2 separate regions of the Homo sapiens genome follow, and region 1 is linked to region 2. The links are chromatin contacts, found by Hi-C in ENCODE. All regions are on one chromosome and are shown on one strand. Each heading gives the region's core, a stretch centred on a gene start or an enhancer-like site at or near the end of the contact. The rest is flanking DNA. Distances are from core to core; before and after follow the strand shown. Region 1 holds the start of LINC00837 (long intergenic non-protein coding RNA 837). Region 2 overlaps C10orf126 (chromosome 10 open reading frame 126).

Region 1 (7,247 bases), core at 1,361-3,860, 84 kb before region 2:
TATCGATTACAAATATATGTATTACTATTTTAATGTAAATGATTTTATATGTATTTAAAATGCCAATGTGAATGTATTACTATTTTAATGCAAATGATTTTATATGTATTTAAAATGCCAATGTGATTGTTAGTTTTATGGGTCAACTTAACTGGGTTAAAGGATACCCAGACAGCTGGTAAAAGATTATTTCTGGGTGTGTCCGCAGGGCGTTTCAGGAAGAGATTAGCATTTGAATCAGGAGACTGAGTGAGGAAGATTTGCCTTCCCCAGTGTAGATGGCCATCATCCAACCACTTTAGGGCCCTGATACAACAAAAAGGCCGAGGAAGGGCAAATTTGCTCTCTCTTCTGCAGCTGGAACATCCATCTTTTTCCCCCATCTTCAGACATCAGAACTCTAGATTTTCTGGCCTTCAGACTCCAGACTTGCTCCAGCACCCTCTGAGCCCCATTCTCCTCTCATTCCCAGGCCTTCTGCTTCAAATTGAGGCTGACAACATTGACTCTCCTGGTTCTCAGACCTCTGGATATGAGACCTCTGGCGCAACTCACCCCTGGCTTGCACCAAACATTCTTAAAATGTTTATTGGGGTCAGGTGCAATGGCTCGCACCTGCAATCCCAGCGCTTTGGGAGGCCAAGGCAGGAGGACTGCTTGAGGCCAGGAGTTCAAGACCAGCCTGTACAACAAGGTGAGACCCCATCTCTACAAAAAAAAAAATATGTATATATATATTCAATATATATATTCATTTATTTTTGAAACAGAGTCTTGCTCTGTCACCCAGGCTGGAGTGCAATGGCACGATCTTGGCTCACTGCAACCTCCACCTCCCGGGTTGAAACAATTCTCCTGCCTCGGCCTCCCAAGCAGATGGATTACAGGTGCCCACCACTATGCCCGGTTAATTTTTGTATTTTTAGTAGAGACAGGGTTTCACCATGTTGGCCAGGCTGGTCTCGAACTCCTGACCTCAGGTGATCTGCTCGCTTCAGCCTCCCAGAGTGCTGGGATTACAGATGTGAGCCATCATGCCCGGCCTGCAAAATATTTAAAAAATTAGTCTGGCGTGGTGGCATGCACCTGTAGTCCTACCTACCTGGGAGGCTGAGGCCAGAAGATCGCTTGAGCCTGGGAGGTCAAGTTTGCCCTGAGTTATGATCTTGCTGCTGCACTCCAGCCTGGGCAACAGAGTGAGACTCTGTCTCAAAAAAAAAAAAAAAAAAAGAAACAGTTTTTTGGCTGTTGGCAATTTTTATGTGAGTTGCTTGTACCTGTCCTATAGGAATTTGATATTTACTCTCTCTCAGAAAGAAAACCCTGCAAGACAGTCCTCTAAGTCTGTTGCTTCTCCTGCATTTTCCTATTAGCAGCACTATCTGTGTAGTTGCCCAGGATAAAGACCTCAGTTTTGGTTTTCACTGCTCTCAACTTCTACTTCCACTCCAAAACTCAGCCTGGTTCATTTCATTTCTGAGATGTTTCTCAAGTAGGTTCTCTTTTCCATGTCCTCAACCCCTGCTCTAGTTCAGGCCCTTCTCTTGTTTTAATTAAGAGGTTCATGGGGATGAAGACCCGAGGCCAGAGTTTGAGTCTCCCCAAGTCCCATAAAGGTACTTATTATTTCCCTTGCTGGACTCTTATTCATCTTTGAATCTGTAGTGCCTGATGCATGATCAAGTACACATAATAGGTCCTTGATAAACAAAGGATGAAATTGTTTTTCTCATCTCCTCTCTCTCTTCAATGAATCCTCTATGTTGTTATAATTATCTAACACACAAATATGATTATGTGATTTTCCTTTTAAGAACTGCTGTGGCTGGGCTTGATGGCTCACATCTGTAATTCCAGTACTTTGGGAGGCCAGGGCGGGAGGATTGCTTGAGCCCAGGAGTTCAAGACCAGCCTGGGCAACAGCACGAGACCCTGACTCCAGCTTAAAAAAAAAAAAAAAAAAAAGAAGAATTGTTGCTAGTGTCTCACTGCCTACAGCAGGGTTTCTCAATTTCAGTACTACTATTTGGCCCAGGTAATTCCTTGGTGGGGGAGGCCGTCCTGTGCATTACAGGATGTTCAGCAGCATCCTTTGCTTCAACCCATGGATGTCAGTAGCACTTCCCTCCCTCCTCCCCTTGGTGAAGACAACCAAATATGTCTCTAGACTTTGACAAATGTTCCCTGGAAGGCAAAATTGCCGCTGGTTGAGAACCACTGACCTACGAGAAAAAGTCAAAACTTAGTTATCATGTCATTCACGACCTGGTCCTAGGCCACCTTTCCCGTCTCATTTCTTGCCTCTCCTGTACCTTCGTGAACGTGCCATGTACCTTAGCGCTGTGTCTTTTCATGTCCTGTGCTCTCGGCACTTCCTTGATTAGGTGGACCAACTGCTACAACCCATAGACAAACGGGTGTTGGCTCAGACACAACTGGTTTGTTTTTGCTCACCTAACAGCGCTCTTTGGTTGAACGCGCTAATGAAACGGACCCCTTCCTACTCTTTCAGCAGTTAAGCGGGCCCGAGACTCTACCAACTTCAAAAACTGTTTCCAAGATGGCCCTGGGGATCATCTCCATTTTACCTAATGAAAGGAGAAAGGACATTGAGAAGAGCATGAAGAAGAATGTTATGGCCAGGATTGAAAAAGCTACACATCCCTTGCCGTCTCATTCTAATTGGTTAGAACTCAGTCATATGACCACACTTAACGGCAAAAACGGATGGAAAACGGTTTAACTGCGTGCTTAGAAGGAGAGCAGAGGTTTTCCTAATCAGCTAGCACTCTCTTCCACAACCTACTTATTAGTTCAGCAAAATTATGGTTATTCTTTCAAGCCCAGCTTACATGTCACTCCTAGGATTATAAATTCGAATGTCCCCATGATATACTATTTTACGTTCTTTGCTTTTTCTAGTGCATATTACGGTATGATTAGTTATGGCATAAAAATCATTTTTTCCTCATCAATTTCTGGGACAGTTCCTGGTAGGTGGTGGGTATATATTTGTGAGAAAAAACAATGAGTAGTATTTAATTATATATTTAATATCATCTCATGAAAATGCCTCAAGGACACACTGAATTTTATTGTCGTTGTTGTTGCTCTTCTAGACTCTGGTCTACGCACCTGCACTAATACAAAAGTGAGCCAGAATTATTTGCAATTTCTGGCAGGACTCTAGCATCATCTGAGGCCTAGGAGAAAAAGGATGAAGTTCCTTTTAGAGACCTGCTTTCCCAGTCTCCCCAAGCCTCAGGCATCTGCCCTACAGGCTATCCACAGATTTGTTTTCCACCGGCTTTCCACACCCTCCACTTCCCCTCCCAGCACAGTTCCCTGTGGGCTCAGTGACTTAATCCTCCCACAGAAGATCTGCATTTAAAAGGGAGTGGGCTGGGCGCGGTGGCTCATGCCTGTAATCCCAACACTTTGGGAGGCTGAGGTGGGTGGATACTGAGGTCAGGAGTTCGAGACCAGCCTGGCCAATACGGCGAAACCCCATTTCTACTAAACATACAAAAATTAGCCGGGCGTGGTGACGGGTACTTATAGTCCCAGCTACTCGGGAGGCTGAGGCAGAAGAATCGCTTGAACCCGGGAGGCGGAGGTTGCATCGAGCCAAGATCGCGCCACTGCGCTCCAGCCTGGGTGACAGAGTGCGACTCCGTATCAAAAAAAAAAAAAAAAAAAAAAAAAAAAAAAGGTAGATGAGTGAGGAATCACTGGCTAGTTAGTTATATTGGGAAAGACCTAGGGGTCCTGATTTTAAAAAGGGCTAAAATGTTGCAGTTGTTTTTTCAAAAATCTACATTTGCAGGGTCTGATGTGGTGACTCATGCGTATAATCTGAACACTTTGTGGGGCTGACGTGGGCGGATGGCTTGAGTCCAGTGGGCGGATGGCTTGAGTCCAGGAGATGAAGTTTGCAGTGAGCTGTGATGGTGTCACTGCACTCCAGCCTGGGTGACAGAGTGAGACCTTGTCTCAAAATAAAAATAAATAAATAAATAAATAAATAAATAAAACCCTACATTTGCACTTTAGCATTTCCCTAGGAAACAAAAGTAATAATTAGATAGAAAAAAAGTCTGCCATGTAAAAATTCTGTAAAATTTGTAAAAAAAAAAATGGGGCTGGGTGCCATGGATTATAGCTGTAATCCCAGCACTTTTGGAGGCTGAGATCGGAGGATCAGTTGAAGCCAGGAGTTCAAGACCTGCCTGAGCAATATAGTGTGACCTTCATCACTACAATAAAAAGAAAAAAAAAAAAAAATCAGTCAGGCATGGTGGGATATGTCTGTAGTCCCAGCTACTCAGGAGGTTGAGTTGAGAGGATCACTTGCCCCCAAGAGTTAGAGACTGCAGTGAGCTATGATTCAGCCACTGCACTCCAGCCTAGGGGACAGAGTGAGACCCTGTCTCTGGAAAAAAAAAAAAAAAAAGGCAGAGGGGAGAGGGGAATTTTGTACCTTAGAAATGAATAATCTTTGGAACTCTGGCTATATCTATCACTGCCAAGGTAAACAGGGATAAGGCCAGGATGTGACTTTGATGCCTGGTGTTCTTATTAACCAAAATGGAGTAAGAATGAAAGTACTTTTGCAGCAAATGTTCAGGGGATTTGAGCACCCATTTAAGGCTGTAACCAAGCCAGAATTTCCTTTTTGAGGCTGGGCAGAATCTGGTCCAAAAACCATGAACAACAGGAATGTTTCTGGTAATTTTTCTCAAATCCACCAGAGGGTTCCCACTGAATTTTCTGACAAACTTAGCCTATACACTGCATCTACAAGACAAGGGAGCATTTATGTAAAGTGTTTCCCCCCGACCTTAGTTACTTTGACAATTCCAACCCTCACTTTCTCCTCTGCTCAGATTGACATCTGAGAAGCAAGACCACAACCGCATACCATTTTATAGATCAGCCTGATTAAAACCAGTTCTCCCTATAGGTCACATCATGTACAAGACACACGGTTTTTGTCAAGAGACCAGCTACCAGCAGAGAAGGTTTTGATGCTATTGCTAGTAAGAAATTAGTAACTAGATCCCTGGTCTCCTTTACGCCAACTTTATAATTATACTGTTTGAGTGGTAAACCAGATCTTTGCGCCAAGGGTAATTTAGAAATTCTAGATCTGTATTCTCTCCCCCCTCCTCCTTTAATGTTCATCCTTGCTGCCTCTCCATCTTCTTCCTTCAAACATATAATTTTCCTCCACTCCCTCCTCACCCTGGCTCCTTGTTTCTGTGACCCTCTGTCACAAAAGGACAAATGCTTCTTGTTCTCCCTCATCCTGGGACATCATGGGTAACAATCAAGTAAGTGTATGCAAAAATCTAATTCAGGAGTGTGTCCTGGCTCTGCAAGGGCATCACCCATGTGGGCTCACCGCTTGCCTCTGGGACTGAAGGTTAACATATGGCCTTATAGTGAGCTTGGGCTGCCCATGTGTCTGCATCCAGGATTTAGCCTCTCTTTTCTAAGACTAGCTCCACACGGGAGACTACTTTCTAGAACTCTTGAACTCTTCTTGATTCTGTAAACTTTTCGTACTCAGAGCTCTTTTGATATAGAAACATTTGTTGGCCCAGGTGCAGTGGCTCATGCCTGTAATCATAGGGAGGTGGGAGGGTCACTTGAGTCCAGCCTGGGCAATATAGCAAGACCCCATCTCTACAAAAACATTTAAAAATTAGCGGGTGTGGTGGTATGCATCTGTAGTCCCAGCTACTTGGGAGGTTTAAGTGGGAGAATTGCTTGAGCCCAGGTGGTTGAGGCTGCAGTGAGCCATGATTGCACAACTGCACTCCAGCCTGGGCAACAGAGAGAGATCCTGTCTCTTAAAAAAAAAAAAAAAAAAAGATTTGTTATATATTAAAACTGGCTGGGTATGGTGGCTCATGCCTGTAATCCCAGCACTTTGGGAGGCCAAGGCAGGCAGATCACCTGACGTCAGGAGTTCGAGACAAGCCTGGCCAACCTGGTGAAACCCCGTCTCTACTAAAAATACAAAAATTAGCCGGGCATGGTGGTGCGCACCTGTAATCCCAGCTACTAGGGAAGCTGAGGCACGAGAATCTCTTGGACTCTGGAGGCAGAGGTTGCAGTGAGCCGAGATCGCGCCACTGCACTCCAGCCTGGGCAACAGAGTGAGACTCTGTCTCAAAAAAAATATAGATTAAAAACTAAAACCAGGGCTTTCCCGGTAAAAATGTTCTGGTCTCACTTGAGTTTTGCATCATGTTCTTCCTTCCCTGTTTTCTTCCTTACCCGCACCCCTACTGGTACAATTGGTTTCCTCTCACCCCCTCTCCTTTTAACCTATCTTTTGAGATGGGTTTTTTTAAAAAAACAAACCTCTTAAGTATACCTTGAAATCCTAAATTTTCATTTTAGCTGAAAGTCATCCAAACCATATGCATTTCAGTTGAATACTCCTGCAATTGGCCTCACTCTGCCAAAGACTTTTTTTTTTTCTTTTTTTGTTAACTGACCAAGTTTCTTTAGAATAAGGCTGGAATCATATTCGATTCCTCCAAGATCTTTTGAGGGATCACCATCACCAAGTTCCAGATTGTTATTTCATGCAGTGCGCTGTGGTTGTTTCATTCTGCTAACTTGGGAGTATTTCTCCTGCAGAATTGCTCACTCTTCTTTCTTTGTGCTTTTTCCTTTTACTCTCCCTCCCCTTTGCTCTTCTCTCAGGTAGACTTTGCCTGGTTTGTCACTCGGTTTGTCTGGTTTGTCTCGTGTTTCCTTCTCTCTCATGAACACTAATCCTCTGCTGAGAAGTCAGGCGGGTGGGTGGCTGCCATACAGCCTCTGTGCTACAGAGGAATAGCCAACATTTCCCTCAGAGACAGCTGTTTTCCATTTCAGGAGTATCAACATTGTGGCTTTGTTGATTGTCTTTTCACCTCCAGGTTTGGCCTTGTTTGTAGCTGAAACATAACTATTTTCCCTAAGCCTTTCAGGGCCACTGCTCCAGCTCTGTCGGCTGCAAGCCCTGTGTGTGTGTGCATCCTGCCATGCAGACACCACCGGAGTCCCCATCAGTCACACACCCCTCCAACCCAGGGGAGAAATTAAGGCAATTGTGCTAAGGCCCACTGGTGAGGAAAATTGGCTGATCAAATTATTACTAAATGGCTTTTCCAATCTTCTCATTATTCTGTGAGAAAGGGGTGATTTCTGCAGCTTGTCAGAGCCTGGTCCCTTGTCCAGAGATAAAA
Region 2 (6,634 bases), core at 1,905-4,404:
CCCCAGGGTGGTTTTGTGGTAATGAGTTAAGAGGTTAGGGAGCTTTAATCAGTGACTTTGGCATCTTTACTCAATATATGAAAGAATTACGAAGGTTCCTTAGGTACTGAACTTCCTCCCAAGGAGGGAGCTTAAAACTCAAAAACTTAAGGATTTAAGTGCATTGATTAAAATTCAGTTGTGAGAGAAGGGAGAATTCTTGTTTGAGAATTCCCTGCAAAATCATTTGATAATCACTATAAGACTTTCTTACAACACTTTATGGAGGTAAATTTAAACATAGTAAAGTGAAAAAATCTAAGGCAAAAAATGTGATGACTTTTATACATATGCTTACAACCACGTGACTACCACACAGTTCCGTGTTCCTCAGCTGAGTGCGATTCTAGTCTTTAAGAGAAGGTTTTTGTTCTGCTTGTTTTTTTTTTTTTCTTTTTAACAGCCTGGCACTTAAAGTGGGCCAAATATTTCACCAGGTATAGTCAGCTGTAGAACTAGTGATCTTGTCCAATGCTGTAAGAAAAATAGGCTGTGATTAAACTTGTTAAGTAATAATGGTTTACTGGGGCTGGGCACAGTGGCTCACGCCTGTAATCCCAGCACTTTGGGAGGCCGAGGCAGGTAGATTACCTGAGGTCAGGAGTTTGAGACCAGCCTGGCCAACATGGTGAAACCCCATCTCTACTAAAAATGCCAAATTAGCTGGCGTGGTCGCGCATACCTGTAATCCCAGCTACTCGGGAGGCTGAGGCAGGAGAATTGCTGGAACCCAGGAGGTGGAGGTTGCAGTGAGCCAAGATCGTGCCATTGCATGCCAGCCTGGGCAACAAGAGCAAAACTCCATCTCAAAAAAAAAAAAAAAAAAAAAGAAGAAGTAATGGTTTATTGGACTTGATTTTGGTACCTCCTTGAAAGATTTTGAAGAGCAATTTTGAGCATGTGAATTTTTGCAATGAGAGATTATTTTACTCCTTCCTAAGATAGGATTCCCCTATAGTCTCAGAACAAAGGATAGTTCTTTGAATAGTATATTTCAGCCTTAGGGAATCACATTTTAGTACTTCATTTTATAGTGGGTGGATGAAAATTTCATTATGGGTGTTCATCAATTCTCATAATTTAAAATCGTAAATTAAAAATCACTAACTTAAAAGGGTTTAATGTCTCCATTGTGGAAGGCATTTGGGATCTTGGCATTTGAGTTAGTTTCCTGACCCAAAGGCTCAGACAGTGGAAGTATCATTTCCCTAGTCTCCAGCATTCTTTAAAAACAGAATTACAAGAGATAATATATGCAGTGCCTGGCACACAGCAGTGGGGAGAGCAAATGTAAACTCTTTCCTCTTTCCTCACAATCCTTCTCCTCCTTGATTCCACTTCTAAATGTCACAGCTGAGTACTGGTAGCTGTGAATAGATCAAGAGATGTCAGACAGTGGAGACAGGTGAATCTTGAGTTAAGGCGGAGATGAGGGTGAGGTGTTGGTGGAGAACATAGGTAGGTTCAGGGTCTAGAAGGTGAGTTGGTCTGGTGTCCTGAAATATAAACCTTGTTGACAAACACAGGCAAGAGAAGGTCCAAGTGATGAGAGTTGATGTTAAGGACCAGTGGATATTGGGAAACAGTTGAGCAATGGCTATTAGTTGAGCACAATCATTCCATTCAATTCAACAAACATTTATGGAGTCCTTTCTATGTGCAACTAAATGCTCTAAGATTTCTGAGTTAGGAACAGCCTAGCATGTGGCAAGTATAATTGATGGCTGATTGCCGACCTTGGGCAAAGACAATCAATCTCTGCTCTGGCTTGAGTAATCTGGTTTGGGTAGATAAGGATCACAGTGAGCACTGTGTTGGGGGAGGGTGTAGAGTGGGGGGTGACACATTTCTGCATGTGCTGATGGTTGCAACCAAAGACAGGGCTTCTGAGAGACCTACGTTGTAAATGTTCCATCTTGTTGGGCTGTTCCCATTTGTATCTGTCTCCCTCTGGTGCTAGATTTTTTTGGTTTTATGTGTTTCTAAAACAGAATCCGGTCAATTCCCTCTGAGGTCTTCAACTGGAGTTTGAGTTGGGAGGGCCATGCTGTGTAGGGTTTGGAGCCACGTGGGGCCTGCCAGCCCTATTAAGTTGCATTCTTTTGAAGTGTGTATCTCCCCTTGCACCAGCCCTGTTCCCCACCTGTGAAGCAGCTTTTGACTTCCATATATTATGGAATATTATGCACATAAGAGAAAAGAGCTTCATTTTATTTTCTGTTTTTTTCCATACTTCATCAACAATTAACCATGTTAGAAAAAGTAGAGCTGAAATAATCCCATCAGGAATTGGCACTGGGTTTCTGGAAAACTTAGTCCTAACCACCTCTTTTATTTAGTGTGTTTGTCTAGGAATTGAGAAAAGCTTGAGTGTTGGTTTATCTTATGTTTCCAACTAAGAGTAATTTCATAAATACTAGAAACCTTGCAGGGAAAAAACCTATTTTCATAAAATGATTAATGCACTAGGCAAGGGAAATTTGAATGAGGCACTAGGCAAGAGAAATTTGAATGAGTGGAAACTAGAATTGGGCTCCTTGATCTTTTTCTGCATGCAGCACTTTTTTTTATTTGGAAGCAATCCCCAAAGTTTGGAAATCTGTTTAGGTTATGAAACCCAGTATTCAGATGACTGTCACATCTTCATTAAACAAAACAAAACACAATTTTGTGCCTTCTGAACTGAAGAGTTCCCTCTATGTTGTAGGGGATGTGATGGGCTCTCCAGCCTATGAATATAGGATCTAACTGCACACACCCCTTTATGCTGAGAGGCCTCCCAGTTATAAGGCTGATGTTGTTTTTTATGACAAGAAACTATTTGCAAAATTTGATTTAGGAACCAATTAGCTAAATTTAAGATTATGAAAATGAACCAGAAAGAGAAGCCTCTGATAAACAACTTCGGCTATTGGGAGGCGGACCCCTCACATCCCATGGGGCCTCCAATCAGAGGCCTCGAGAGAATCGCTAGGAAGCCTGAAAGTGGGTGAGGCCTGGGCCACTGGAGACTGCTCCTGGCCCCTGGCCTTCTTCCACTTTGGAAGAGACCATCCTGTCCTGGAAACGTGCTCCGTGGTGACACCACGGCGCAGGGTTGGCCTTCTGGAGTCCATGTCTCTGGAAGCCGCATCCACATCCCGCTTCCTGGTCCACACTGAGTGAGGCTGGGAGAGGGTTTCCAGGGGCACTTCCGTTTCAGCTTGTTTCTATTTTAATGCCTGGAGACAATTAAAGACCAATGTCTGGTGCCAGTATTTTTTTTTTTTTCCCACAGTTCACGCTATTCTTAGAAACAGTTGAGCCAGTGGCGGTGGAGTCTGAAGGCTCTGGAATCTTTTCCTTCGTGTGGCAGCAACTTATTTTTCCTGCGGAGGCTCGGTGGTGCTTTTCTTGGGCTCAGGATTGCGGCTTGGATGGCTCATTCCCTGGGAGTGCACACACTGAGCCCTTTGGAAAGGCAGCAGCAGGACAAGGATCAGTGGCAGGCAAAGAGGCAAAAAAAGCAGGACCCGGGTTCCATAGGCAACTGCTTTATTTACAGTTCCAAAAACGGTGCTTGTTCAACTATCCTGAACTTTTGTAGAAGTTCAAACTTGGAAATTGTAGTGATGAAATGAGAGCTGTGTTTTAAAAATTACTTTTAACTGTCTATGAAGCAAGTCTACATTTTGGCAAAATGGGCTGCTTTTAATCTGGTCATGTGGGATTTAAAAAAAGATTTAATTCAGCTGGATTTTGCAAAGCCCTTGCATTGTATGACATGAGGTTATTTAAGGTATAGTTTTGTCTTCAAAGAGAAGAAATAAGACACACGCATGGATTTTTAGAGTAAAAATAACGAGAGAATGTTATTACCCAAGAGCATATATTAGCTCACTTGCAGTGATGTTGAACTGGGAACATTCCAGAAGGATTCCACGTGAAGCAGTGTTTGCATTTGTATGTTTGAAATGCTCCATAACAAAATTGAAAAACTGTAAGAGCAAAATAAATAATAATACGGATTATGAAGTAATTAAAATGAAGCAGAGAAAAAACCTGTAGGATGCAGCCTAAATAAATGATACTTTAAATCAAGCTTATCCAACCCGTGTCTTGTAGGCCACAATGTGGCCTAGGACATATTTGAATGCGGCCCAACACAAATTCGTAAACTTTCTTAAAATATTGTGAGACTTTTTTTTTTTTTTTAGTTCATCAGCTATCATTAGTGTTAGTGTATTTTACGTGTGGCCCAAGACAATTCTTCTTCTTCTGATGTGGCCCAGGGAAGCCAAAAGACTGGCCACCTCTGGTTCAAATAAACATTTACAGCCTCAGTCACATATATTAGAAAATGAAAAAGACTGAAAAATTTGCCAGCTACTTGCTTGACACAGTACAACAGAAAAACAACAGCAAAGCAAGCAGAAAGAAGGCAGAAGAAGGAAGGAAACCATAAAGATAAGGAGAGCAATTAATGAGCTAGAAAACAAAGTAATAATGCAGAAATCAACCCAACTAAAAGCCGGTTCCTTGAAAAGAGTGATAAAGCCATCTCTGGCAAGAATGACCAAGGACGAGAGAAGAAAAAGCATGAAAAAGAAACAGAGCATAACTACTGATGGAGATTTTAAAGCCTGTAAGAGAATACTATGGACAAGTTCCTGACAATACATTTGGAAACAGAGAAATCAGACAATCTCCTAGAAAAATATTAATTACAAAAACTGATGAAAGAAAAAGCTGGAATATACCTATAATCAACAAAAGAAGTGAATCAAGTTAATAATCTACAGCCTTCCTTCCCCGGATGCCTCCCTCTCCAAAAAACAGGCCAGACACAGCCAAGTTTACAAAATCTTCAAAGAACAGATAAGCACTACTTTGTATAAACTTTTTCAAAGAATAGAAAAAGGACAACTTCCCACATCATTTTGTATGCATAACCTTGATAATAAAACTGAACAAATAAAATAGAGTGTAGCAAAATTATAGGTCATTGTTAATTATGAAATGAGTGTAATGATCTTAAATAAAATATTAGTAAACCAAATCTATCAAAATATTTAAATAATACATTTTTGACCAGTTAGTGTTTATCCTAATGTGGCAGGATGGTTTACATTAGGAAATCTTTTTAATGTAATTCACCACATCTGTACGTTTAAAGATGTTCAAATGTTACTATATATTGCTTACAGTTTTATGTCTGTAAAATATAAAAATATAGTCAATTACTGTCTATCTCTGGTGATGGAGAGTAAACAATGAAATGGGGATGCTTTAGCTGGCACTAAAATATTTTCTTTCTCAAAAAATAAAAAGGTAACTAAAGGAAAGATAGTGTTAAGGATAATACTTCTTAGATCTAGTGGATGAACCCCTTGGTCATTGTCATTGTTTTCATTTCTTCTGAATTGCTGAGATATTACACAACTAAACATATTTGAGAAAAAAAGAGAAAAGGGCAAAATCTGGAACTTAGATTATATCTAGCACTGTTCTATTGATATATTTCATTTATATTAATTTATGCACTAAATGAATGTTTCTACTAAAAATACAAAAATTAGCTGGGCATGGTGGCACATGCCTGTAATCCCAGCTACTTGGGAGGCTGAGGCAGGAGAATTGCCTGAACCTGGGAGGCAGAGATTGCAGTGAGCTAAGATCATGCCTCTGCTATAATAGATTATCTGATATAATAGATTATCTCTTCCATTTAAAGTTTTTTCTTAATTAATCTCCAGCCCTACCGTTATTGATGTGTCTCCATCCAGTGTTTGCCAAAACTAAAATTGATTCACTGGCACCTTTCTGTCTGTCCCTTCCAACTCTCTCCTCACCCGCAAGCCAAGAATGTTGCCAGCCAAAGTTCTGCAATTGACAGGTTTGTTGGTAATGGTGGGTCTGGGGTATTTTTCTGCTCCCGCCCGCTAGTGTGGACTCAGACCCTGGGTCCACCTTCACACTGACTTTCTTAGGACTTAGGAGGGAGAAATACCCTCAACCTTGGGGCTAATGATGTGACCCTTGCTCAGCGACTCTAAAACCGCAAATACTCTTCTAGCCAAGGTCAGAGGTCAGCTACCCATGGGGGACAGGAGGGCAGCAGAATGGACACCATAATTGGATAAATCTGTTAAATTTTCATATTCCCCATTTATTTGCTGTTCATTTAGGCAACATCTGCTCTCTGTTTCTCAGCCTATTCACAATTGTGAATTTACAATTCACAGCCTATTACCACTATCATCCCCAAGTCTCTCCGCGTTTAATAGTTCAACACACACTTACTCAGGGTACCGAGGTCCAGATATGAGGGCTGGCACTGAAAATTTCATGGAGAGTAAGACCTATGCCTAGCCCTGGCGAAGATTTCTCTTTTATGGGTGAGAAAGACGCACACTGGAGGTAGAAACCATCTGAGCTACTTTGTTCTTTAGACGTTTCTGGTTTATGTTCTTTTTACATCTTAGTTCAATTCCAGCTTTCTTGTGAAGATTTCCCAGATTTGTCTCCTCTGGGTTCAAATATACATATCCATGTTGTTACCAGGCATTAGATCTGGCACTTAGCCCCTCCCTGCATTGTCTGGGGAAAGACCACA

The links. A loop is a pair of places that touch in the nucleus more often than their neighbours do. Pooled maps may share reads with other maps.
Region 1: a loop to region 2 is called in a map of ascending aorta, with 2.9 times the contacts of the local background. The contact joins the promoter of LINC00837 here to the enhancer-like site in region 2. A Hi-C loop is called at or near these places in 7 of 168 maps with a recorded cell type or tissue (Calu3, K562, aorta and 3 more) and 11 of 50 pooled maps.

What each region holds. Positions count from the first base shown.
Region 1 is chr10:28,793,440-28,800,686 of GRCh38, forward strand. It overlaps LINC00837 (long intergenic non-protein coding RNA 837), which reads right to left and starts at 2,611. Exons shown (of 2, transcript NR_038376.1): 1 at 2,455-2,611. The region is part of intron 2 of LINC01517 (long intergenic non-protein coding RNA 1517); the gene reads left to right.
Region 2 is chr10:28,876,822-28,883,455 of GRCh38, forward strand. C10orf126 (chromosome 10 open reading frame 126) reads left to right here. Exons shown (of 5, transcript NR_164114.1): 5 at 3,317-5,077. Among named protein-coding and RNA genes, the nearest start is that of C10orf126, 34 kb to the left of the region's middle. RefSeq lists an enhancer at 3,189-3,409. Within about 2 kb of position 3,155, at least 7 of the 41 ENCODE cell types and tissues checked have a DNase peak (open chromatin) inside an H3K27ac peak, as active enhancers do; they include ascending aorta and heart left ventricle, where a contact is called at or near this core.